Regions from separate parts of the Homo sapiens genome. Here region 1 is linked to region 2. A link is a loop called in an ENCODE intact Hi-C map of the cell type or tissue named here. Cell type or tissue: IMR-90. All regions are shown on one strand. Links, peaks and the distances in the headings refer to the core of each region. The heading gives the core; the rest is flanking DNA.

The links. A loop is a pair of places that touch in the nucleus more often than their neighbours do. Peaks named below come from ENCODE experiments on the same cell type or tissue, not always from the same donor. Only the 100,000 strongest peaks of a DNase experiment are listed, where the experiment ranks them.
Region 1: it touches region 2 in a loop (2.8-fold over the local background); 22 of 110 quality-filtered maps call a loop at or near these places.

The regions. Positions count from the first base shown.
Region 1 is chr17:63,674,060-63,679,435 of GRCh38, forward strand. The region is part of intron 6 of MAP3K3 (mitogen-activated protein kinase kinase kinase 3); the gene reads left to right. Among named protein-coding and RNA genes, the nearest start is that of LIMD2, 23 kb to the right of the region's middle. RefSeq lists enhancers at 173-3,671, 1,890-2,184. In IMR-90, for the core only: no CTCF peak of the experiment used is centred there; a DNase peak (open chromatin) is centred at 2,072.
Region 2 is chr17:63,625,094-63,630,469 of GRCh38, forward strand. All of the region lies in intron 1 of MAP3K3 (mitogen-activated protein kinase kinase kinase 3), which reads left to right. Among named protein-coding and RNA genes, the nearest start is that of MAP3K3, 5.4 kb to the left of the region's middle. In IMR-90, for the core only: no CTCF peak of the experiment used is centred there; no DNase peak of the experiment used is centred there; H3K4me3 peaks cover 236 bases.

The sequences.
Region 1 (5,376 bases), core at 161-5,160, 49 kb after region 2:
ACAGAGTGAGACTCTGTCTCAAAAAAAAAAAAAAAGGACTTGTCCCTGCTACATTCTGACTCCTGTATGGTCTAAGTTCATCTTGTTAAGTGCCTTTGCCTCAGTTCTCACTCTGTCTTTCTCCTTATCTTGCCACTTTGTCCCATAGTGAGGCAAGCCATACTCCAACGCCTGAGTGGAGGCAATCAGGTTTTTCTGGAGTTTGGTAGTGAAATGGTGGACCTGCCAGTTGCAGTGGTGCGTACCTGTAATCCCAGCACTTTGGGAGGCCAAGGTGGGTGGATTGCTTGAGCCCAGGAGTTCGAAACCAGCCCAGGCAACATGGCAAAACCCCATCTCTCTGTCACCCAGGCTGGAGTGCAGTGGTGCCATCATGGCTCACTGCAGCCTCAACCACCGATCCTCGCCTCAGCCTCCCAAATAGCTGGGACCACAGGTGCTTGCCACCATACCTGGCTAATTTGTTTTTTGTAGAGATGAGTTCTCACTATGTTGCCCAGCCTGGTCTTGAATTCCTGGTCTCAAGCAATCCTTCTACACCTCAGCTTCCCAAAGTGCTGAGATTATAGGTATGAGCCACCATGCCCAGCCCAGGATGTTCTTAGGCTAGAGATATGAGGAAGTGTATGAAGGGAGGGATAAAGACAGCTGAAAAGGAGGGGTTAAAGGTGATGAAGAGGAGACCATGGGGGAGCTGACTCCTGCTGGAGATGAATCGAGTCCAGGTAGAGGGTTTATAATACTTTTGCAAGGAAGAGAGGAGCCCTCTCTGCCTCTGAGAGACATGGAGGGAAAATTCAGGCAGAGGACAAGAAAGAATGTTGAAAGGATGAGGGTAGATTATAGCGACAACTGGGCAGTAAACAGAGAGCAGTGCTCAGGACCAGCTTCCAGTCCTAGTACCGATTTGAAAGGGTAGAAGCCAGGACTGTAGAGGTAGTGACCATACACTTGGAAACAAAATGGTTAGCTTCTTTCATCTTCAAAGGTTTTTTTTCCCTCCTTGCTATAAGTTCTATGATGCTACATGAGATCAGAAACTTTGATGGTGGTAGCAGCTCCAAAATAAAATGGGAATTTTGAAAGTTGAAACATAGAAGATGTTCTTAGGGTCTTATGGAAATTCTACCCACTACTGTGTTCTACAGAGTGTGGTCCACTGTGAGCATATTGGTAAATATTAGTTAAGATTTTCTATTGAGAAAGAAAAAAAGTTTGATTTCTCTCCCCATCTCATCTGTCCCTGAAGAGAGAAAAGAGTTTAGGAAATAGTTAGTGGCCAAAAAAGCTATCTCTTTATACTTGCAGTGACCTGCACATTAACACTGACCCAAAGCCCTAGAACTCCCTGCGGAGACAACTTCCTGACTGCATCAGCTTCCTGATTAGGGTTCTGCTATGAGAAGGGCTAGAATCTGAGAGCCTGTCGTTCAGCTTTAAGTCAGAGTACAAAGCAAAAGAACCTACCATATCCGAGGGTGAGAGTGTATCTTTGACTCTGCTTCTTTGGGTTAAGGAGGCTGGTAGAGAGCTAGCACGCACTGGGTGGAATGAGGATAGCTGGCAGCTTAAACCCCGCTTTTCTCCTTCTGTGTAAAATACCTTCATGGGAAACTGTGGGCCTCTCTCTGAACAGTGGAACTGCTACTGTGCTCCTTTGCTTCAGCTGGTGGCACAGGTGGCGCAGTGAGGCTAGAGCAAGTTCAGGCTGGAATACCAGGGAAAGGTGTCCCAAGAAAGCCTGTGACCCCTGCCTATGCAGCCTTCTGAGACCTACGGAATGAGCTGTTTTGCATAGCTCTGTGCTTTGGGCTGTCTGGCTCATTGCTATCACTGCTGGTAAATACGTAGTTTTATGGTCCAGTATCCTATCCTGTTTAGCTCCCTGTCTCACTTGCTCTCAACTGTTGTGTATCTCATTGGCTCCCAATTTCTGAAATGAAGATTAAAAACAAAACTGAAAATGCCCTGGAGCAGTTCTGCCAACTCCTGGTTTTTCCATTCGGTTCCTCTGATAGCCACTGGTTTGGGGAGACTTCCTTTTCCTGCTCCAGCCTGTGGGCCTGTGCACAATAGCCGCTGGCACATAGCCCATCAGATAACAAGGCTGGCTCTCTGCAGGCACAGTGTGGATTGGAAAAAGTGAAAGTTTCTGGCTGGAAATAAAAGCTCAGAAAACCTTTGCTATTTTTCCCCCCAGACCCTCCTGGGTCTGTAGTGCTGGCCTCCTGTGAGCTAGTCCCATCCCACCTGTAAAACCAGGGGAGAGTTCAGTGCAGCTGATGAAGGAGGGGACAGGTGTCAGGGGGACCATGGATATTTTATCCCAGGGAAGTCTCACCCCAGACACTCCATGTAACAGATTGAGGGCATTTCATCCTGCCTAGGCATAGTTTGGACCAGTGTCTGAGGTTTCATAAATAAGAGTTTTTCTTTCTCTCCAATCAGTCCCTTACAAGAGACATTTTTATTTGTTCTAGGTAAAATGTATAATACAGCTCCAGAGTGTGTTGGTCAGAGTTCAGTTGTGCAGAGGAGAACCCACTGTAGCTAGTTTCAGGAAGAAGAGGTTCCATAAACCAGAGGTGCACATTGTGGATTATGGAATCAATGAGGGAAGAAAGAGAAGCAGCCTCTAGGTTAAGACACACCACAGAGCGTCCTCCCTCTTCTGTAATCAGGAAGCCACCGGTCCAGAAGTCCAGTGCCCCTCAGGTCTGGTCCACACCTGTCAACATCGGCAAAGCTGGAGACCAGGTGTGGGGCCTCTGCTAACACTGTGGCAGAAAAACCAAAGGCTTCTGTGACTGCTCAGGAACAGCAGGAAGCCTGTTAATCTCATAGAAGTGCATGTGATTAGCTGAATCTAAAGAAAGTCTTAGAAATACAGCTTTTAGCCAGTTAGCTTCTCAAGTACAGGAAGGCACAGTAGAAGGGTGGAATCCATCTTACGCCTACCCCATATATCTGCCACATAGAGTGAAGGGTACAAATGGGATTCTACGGAGTTCCTACTGTGAGATGGGGTTATGCGGATATGTACCTGTGCCAGCACATTTATAACTTCCGAAAGAAATTATGAGGTAGATAGTTCTCCCCATTTTTGCAGTTGAGGAAATTGAGGTGAGAGCTTAGATCATTTAGCTAATGAGTGGCAAAGCCTGATCTGAACCCACGTATATCTAATTTCAAAGCTTAGTCTTTTCTCCGTGCACCTCACTTACCTCCTTAGAGTTGCTTCTGCTGCTGACAAATGTTGCTGACATGTGGATTGAATTGCCATAGAACTTGTGGACTACCAAGATGTCATCCAAAGCTAAAAGTAGGAAGCAGGCAGTAGGCTAATTTTTATAAGCAAAGGGTTAAATAGTGCTCTCTCTGTGTTTTGTGACATGATAAGACTTAGGAAAACCATCCTTTTTTTACAGTTGCACTGGAATTTTGTGTTACAGTAGCAAGGGAAACAGCCAGGTACATGGGTCTGTGAGGTCTGGGTCACTGGAAAGTGGAGTAGTTCCCTTGGTCCAGATTTCCCCTAAACCTCCATCTTGTCTTTGCCTACAAACCCTCTGTTGGCCAAGCGGCATTTTGTATTCCTGGCCTCTGACTCCCAAATGACCATGGAGAAAACAACTCTGAATTTGAGCTGCATGAAACATGCCACTGTGGATGTGGCTCACACCTGTAATCCCTGCACTTTGGGAGGCTGAAGCAGGAGGATCCCTTGAGCCCAAGGAGTTTGGGGCTACAGTGAGCTATGAACACGCCACTGCACTCCAAAGAAAGAAAGATACATGGCACTGTGCTTCCCCTGTGCTGCCAGGAAGTCCCCACGTTAGCCTCCCTCCCACACCTGGCAGGCTGTCATATTTCCTTGTGGATGGGATCTCCATCCTCCATAGGGATTACTCATGGGGGACAGATGGCCTGGCCAGTTCAAGGAGAAGTTATGTCTTGTGCCACTGTGTTGAGCAGCATGCCTGCCCTTTTTGGAAATAAATTATGGTCCCCAAATTGCCTTGGCTGAACTGTATGAGAGTCACAAAGCCTGTTTTCTCGCTTCGGCCCCACCATAAAGTCACTTTATGGCTTTGGGGCTTGGGTTTCCCTCTGCGCAATGTGGATGATGATAATGCACCACCACTGCAGGGGTGTAGTAAGGGTTAAATGAGAGGTGACAATATTTTTTTAAGAAAAAAAAATTGCCTTGACTGATTTTATTGCTCTGTTAGTTCATGGTACAATATCCCTAAATTTACACTCAGAGTAACTTTAGTTTCTGTTAGGACTTAGAAAATAGGACAAATTCTCTTCCATGGGCTGTTTGAGACCATTGCAAAGGCATGGCTCAGATACCACTTTATCTCAGAATTGGTGGCCTCTACCCTGTGAGTGAGATGTTGAGACAGGAAATCCAGCAAAATTCTATGCCTGTTTTCAGAGCAATTTTGTTTCTGGCCTTTGCTCTGGAGTCAGGTGGGGAGGCCAGATTACTGAGGACCCCATGTTAGCTTTCCTGCCAGAGAGACATCCTTGGAGGGAGGCTGGGGTGATGTGTCCAAGAAGAGATTGGAAGTATTCTCCAATACCAGTTCAGTGGTGAATTCTCAAAATGTATTCAGCACAACCACATGAACCATATGTTCTGAACAACTGACTTAATATAGAAGAATTAAAGAGTCAGTTTCAACTGGGTGCAGTGGCTGACGCCTGTAATCCCAGCACTTTGGGAGGCTGAGACAGGCAGATCACCTGAAGACAAGAGTTCAAGACCAGCCTGGCCAACATGGTGAAACCCTGTCTCTACTAAAAATATAAGAATTAGCTGGGTATGGTGACGGCCACCTGTAATCCCAGCTATTCAGGAGGCTGAGGCAGAAAATTGCTTGAACCCAGGAGGCGGAGGTTGCCTTGAGCCAAGATTGTACCACTGCACTCCAGCCTGGGCAACAGAGCAAGACTCCGTCTCAAAAAAAAGAGTCAGTGTCAGTTTCTTAAAGGTCATTGAAAAACAATAGTTTAAGCTTCTTAGAAAATGTCTTTCAAAAAGCAACCCTCTGGCCAGGCATGGGGGCCCATGCCTTTAATCCCAGCACTTTGGGAGGCCAAGGCTTGAGACCAGCCTAGGCAACATAGCGAGACCCTGTTCCTAAAAGTGCACACACACACACAGAGCAAGCCTCCCCGCCATTCTTTTTTTCCATTAAGTATTTTTCTTCCTTCTGAGGGTCTTTGAAATAGTGGGAGTCTCTCTGGCTCAGGGAGTTTGTTGAGCTCCATCAGTCTGTCAGGCCCACCCTCTTTTCCGGGATGTTCTAAGACCCTGGACTGGGCTCTTGAGCACCCTCTGCTGTAGATGCTTAGTCCCTGGTGCAC
Region 2 (5,376 bases), core at 103-5,102:
GGACTAAAACTTGAGTCTCTGCCCTGCAGGTTCTTTGGTTAAGTAACAGTCACATTTTCCTGAGCTGTTCTAAGCCCAAGACTGAAGCCTGTTTGACAACTTGGGTTAATAAAAACATGTCAGATTTTATATTGTCTGTTAGCCCCAATGAATTTCTAGTGGAAATTATTTATCTCTGTAAATAATAGGAAATTTTTTTTTTTGCTTTGATACTATGTGGCTATAAAAAATTGGGATTGACTGGTTGTTTTTTCTTGGTCACTCCAGAATTCATTTCCAGATTTAGTAATCATAGTGGCAAATGCTGTTCATAATACCTGAGATTGTTTATGTGGTCTTTTTATAAACGCAGTCTGAAACTTTATATATCACTGAAAAATATGTAACAACTTGGAAATGCTACAGGAAACTATAGTGAATGGAGTACAGGATTACAGATGATCTGGTTCTGGTTTGAAGTCAGAATTATTGTGACTTACAGACACCTTGTCTAGGGTTCCAAGGCTGTTAGGAGCTCCCTGTTAGAATAGTCTCAATTCAGTTTGGCTAGAATCTGACCACCTATGTAGACTCTGAATAGTTAGCAGCTGTTTTGATTGAAATTTGAATCACAGTTTAATAAATCAACATGGCTATGTCATTACTAGATTTCTGATATTTTTAAAAATGACAGTTGGATTTTAAAACTGAATTTTAGGTTGGGCATGGTGGCTTACACCTATAATCCCAGCACTTTGGGAAGCTGAGACTGGTAGATCGCTTGAGCCCAGGAGTTCGAGAGCAGCCTGGGCAACATGGTGAAACCCTGTCTCTACTAAAAACACACAAACTTAGCTGGGCGTAGTGGCATGCCCCTATAGTCCCAGTTACCCAGGAGACCGAGGTGGGAAGATCATCTGAGCCTGGGAGGTTGAGGCTGCAGTGAACCATGATCGTGTCACTGCACTCCAGCCCAGGCAACAAGAGTGAGAGACCCTGTCTCTAAAACAAAAAACAAACAAAAAATAGCTGAATTTTAGGCATCTGTAAAAAGTAAGTATCTGTCCAACTGAGCATTACTTAGGGGAATACACAGAGGATAAGATGAGGTTTTTCTGGTTCTATGGAAGCTGTTAATTTATTCTTTGCCCATTTGTTGAATGCCTCCTATGTGCCAGGCATAGTATTAAGCCCTGTGCCTGTGTTATCCTGTCCTCAAGAAGTTACAGTTAGGTAAGGTGAAGCAGAAACATGTAAACAATTAAGTGCAAAAGTGTGTAAAGATATACAGGAGAGAGATCAATTCTGTCGTTTTGGTATTGACACATGTAATTCTATAGTCTCCAGTCCTTTGGGTTAATTTCACTAAACGTTAAAATGTAGTGGTGATATATATTGATTCTTATGAGGAATAAATGGCCTACTTTATAATATGTGTTTTAAGAATTTGAACCATCAATTAATATTGAATGCCTATTATATCTTAGAACAGAAAAACGCCAGCATTTGACTTTGAGATTTAGCAAAGGTTCAACCATTTCTTGAAGGATAAAAGTTTCTTATGAATTGAGGGTCTGGCCTTATTGCATATACTCATTGTAAAATGATGTTTGCCTGGGCATGGACAGGGTGGAGGCAGTGGAAGTATGTGGAATGTCATGAAGAGAAAGTAAAATCTGACTCAGGGACACTGAAGCACAGACTCTCCTGAGTGGGCAGTGCGATCAGACGATCTGGTGGAGCTGGGTAGAACATTGTCAAGATGAAGAAATAACATCATTAGTTAAATGAAACAAAACAAAGATTAAAACATTACTTTGGGGATTGTATCTATGGAAAAGAGAGAGAGTGTGTGGCATAGTAAACAGACACCATACGGGATAACAATGTTTATTAGAGAATGTGGTGCTTCTGGCAACTTTTCTGGGTTGTTAGCCAAGGGAACTCACAAATGGGAAGTGCCTTAAGACCCTGCTTTGAGATACAAGTAATAGCTCAGTCTGGAAGAGTGGCTTCCTGCTGGAGCTAAAGAGAGGAGTATGTTGCCTGGCAGCCTCCATACCACAGGTTGGGGTACCAGGAGAAGAAAAACTACATGCCACTGGGGAATTACTTAAAACTGCCTAAGAGCTTCTACTTTTTAAGCCTGAACTCTAATCCTTGTTTGATAGATCCTTTTCTAGTTCCATGAATACTCCTCCTTTTCCTAGATTCTTAACCTCTTAATCTCTAAAATTAACCTCTTTCTCCTTATGCTTCTTCCTGGTAGCTTCTAAGTGTGTCAGACCACTCCCACTCTCAGGAAATCTTTTCAAAGTTATAAGCACACTATTACGCTACCTCAACTTGTTCACGTGTAAAGTTCACAAATACTTTTTTTTTTTTTTTGGGGTGGAGTTTTGCCCTGTCACCTAGGCTTGAGTGCAGTGGCACGATCTCAGTTCACTGCAACCTCTGCCTCCCGGGTTCAAGCAATTCTCCTACCTCAGCCTCCCGAGTAGCTGGGATTACAGGCACCGGCCACCATGCCTGGCTAATTTTGTATTTTTAGTAGAGACAGGGTTTCACCATGTTGGCCAGGCTAGTCTTGAACTCCTGACTGCAGCTGATCCACCCTCCTCGGCCTCCCAAAGTGCTAGGATTACAGGCATGAGCCATCGTGCCTGGCCATGACTAATTTTTTGTATTTTTTGTAGAGATGGGGTTTTGCCATGTTGCCCAAGCTGGTCTCAAACTCCTGGGATCAAGTGATATGCCCGCCTTGGCTTCCCAGAATGTTGGACTTACAGGTGTGAGCCAATGCGCCCGGCCTGTCACTCTTATTTTCTTCAATCCTTTTTTTTTTTTTCTGAGACAGAGTCTCTACTCTGTCGCCCAGGCTGGAATGTGTTGGCATAGTCTTGGCTCACTGCAACCTCTGCCTCCCAGGTTCAAGCTATTCCCATGCCTCAGCCTCCACAGTAGTTGGGATTACAGGTGTGCACCACCACGCCCAGCTAATTTTTGTATTTTTAGTAGTGATGAGGTTTCACCATGTTGACCAGGCTGGTCTTGAACTCCTGACCTCAGGTGATCTGCCTGCCTCGGCCTCCCAAAGTGCTGAGATTACAGGTGTGAGCCACCACGCCCAGCCAGCTTGCTTTTCTTAAAGAATCTTTAGTCTGTTAACAATTATGTAAAATCATCCATATAACCTCTTATATAACCATATAAGCTACTCATATTTAAAAATATTTATTTTTATACATTTGTATTTATATACTCTGGTTTATATATTGTCTAATTCTGTCTTTTTTTTTTTTTTTGAGACGGAGTTTCGCTCTTGTTGCCCAGGCTGGAGTGCAATGGCACCATCTTGGCTCACCGCAACCTCCGCCTCCCAGCTTGAAGCAGTTCTCCTGCCTCAGCCTCCCGTGTAGATGGGATTACAGGCATGTGCCACCACGCCCAGCTAATTTTGTAGTTTTAGTAGAGACGGGGTTTCTCCATGTTGGTCAGGCTGTTCTCGAACCCCTAACCTCAGGTGATCCACCTGCCTTAGCCTCCCAAAGTGCTGGGATTACAGGCGTGAGCCCCTGGGCCCTGCCAATTCTATCTTTTTTTTCATACAACTTTGTATTTGTGTGTTGTTTATCTTTTTATCCCTAGAGTTTGAACACCTTGAAATATCTTTTAAAACTTTCTAATGTGTAATACAAGATAAGTATTCAGTAAATTGTTGTTAATGATTTATAAAAGTTCAGTAATAAAATTAAGTATTAGGGTAGATTAAATGGCCTCCAGTCTTTTTCCATTGACCTTTTCTCATTGATGATAATAATAGCCAGCATTTTTTTAGCATTACTGTGTTAGGTACCATAAGAAATAATTCGTAGGTTTTCTGTTGCTTTTAACTCCCACAGCAGCTTTGTGAAATGATGCTTTATCTCCATTTTACAGATGAGGAAATTGAGGTTTGGAGAGAATAAATGATTTGCTCAGGGCCTCCTTACCAAATTTTTCTGACTCTGAAGTTCATATTCCTAACTGCTTCAGTCTAAGAAAGTTGTTATTTGTTGTTTTTTTTTTTGAGATGGAGTCTCGCCCTGTCGCCATGCTGGAGTTCAGTAGCGCTATCTCAGCTCACACCAACCTCCGCCTCCTGTGTTCAGGCAATTCTCCTGCCTCAGCCTCCCAAGTAGCTGGGATTACAGGCGCACACCACCACGCGCAGTTAATTTTTTTGTATTTTTAGTAGAGACGGGGTTTCACCATGTTGGCCAGGCTGGTTTCGAACTCCTGACCTCAAGTGATCCACGCATCTTGGCCTCCCAAAGTGCTAGAATTACAGGCGTGAGCCTCTGCGCCCAGCCTGTTATTTGTTTTTAAAAGTTTTGTTTGTTTTTAAAGAATGCCACATTGGAGGAGTGCTGATAATTCAGTTAGTCTCAGTCCATACCACAGAGATAACTGGCTTGTGGCAGCCAAGTGTGCATAGTGATGTTGCTTTTTAGAAGGAAAAAAAACAAAAACAAAACCTCAATCCAGGAAGAAATGCCTAAAAGAGCCACTTGATTTACTTCCTGTCTTTATACATGTCCTCTGAAGTATCAGTTGAAGAACCTGTCTACCTCTAGGAATGTATTTTACTTTGACACAAAATTAGATTCTATAACCCTGATTCACTTGTGTCAGTTGTCCCAGATTTCAGATGACAGTGCCAAACTTTTCCACTAGTGTGTTCTCAGCTCTGGAACTACTAAACAAGTTTGTTCATTAAGTAATGCCAGGAATTGGTTAGCTTCCTGGAAACAGAATTTGTCAACCTGATAAACCAGCTCTTATAATAGCGTCATCTTATACAGAATTAGAAATGATTTCTTCAGTCATACTTGTGGATCTGACTTGAAAAGTGGTGTGTGTATGTGTGTGCCTGTATGTGTATTCACATCCATCTTTGTTCAATATCTGAGTTGAAAGAACTGAAAATTCTCAATACTTAGGGTGGTTAATGTTGTTACTGATAACTCCTTGCATTCCGCTTTTAGGAGTATTGTTGGATGCTCCTCAGAAAACACTTAAACCTAGTCATAATCCTCCTTGTATTGATCCCAATTTATTATTACAGTTGGCCCAATTTTATATATATTTAATAATATCTAAGCCATTTAATATATAAACCTATACATATTATATATAAGCCAATCTTCCTAGCTTAGATGTTATGCTCTAGTTTTTAAAGTTTGGTTGTGAGGATAAAAATCAAAACAAAAAACCAAGTTCCCTTTTTGTTTTTGGGACAGGGTCTCACTGTCGCCCAGGCTGAAGTACAGTGGCATGATCATGGCTCACTGCAGCCTCAACCTCCTGGGCTCAAGTGATCCTTCCACCTAAGCCTCTCAAGTAGCTGAGCCTACA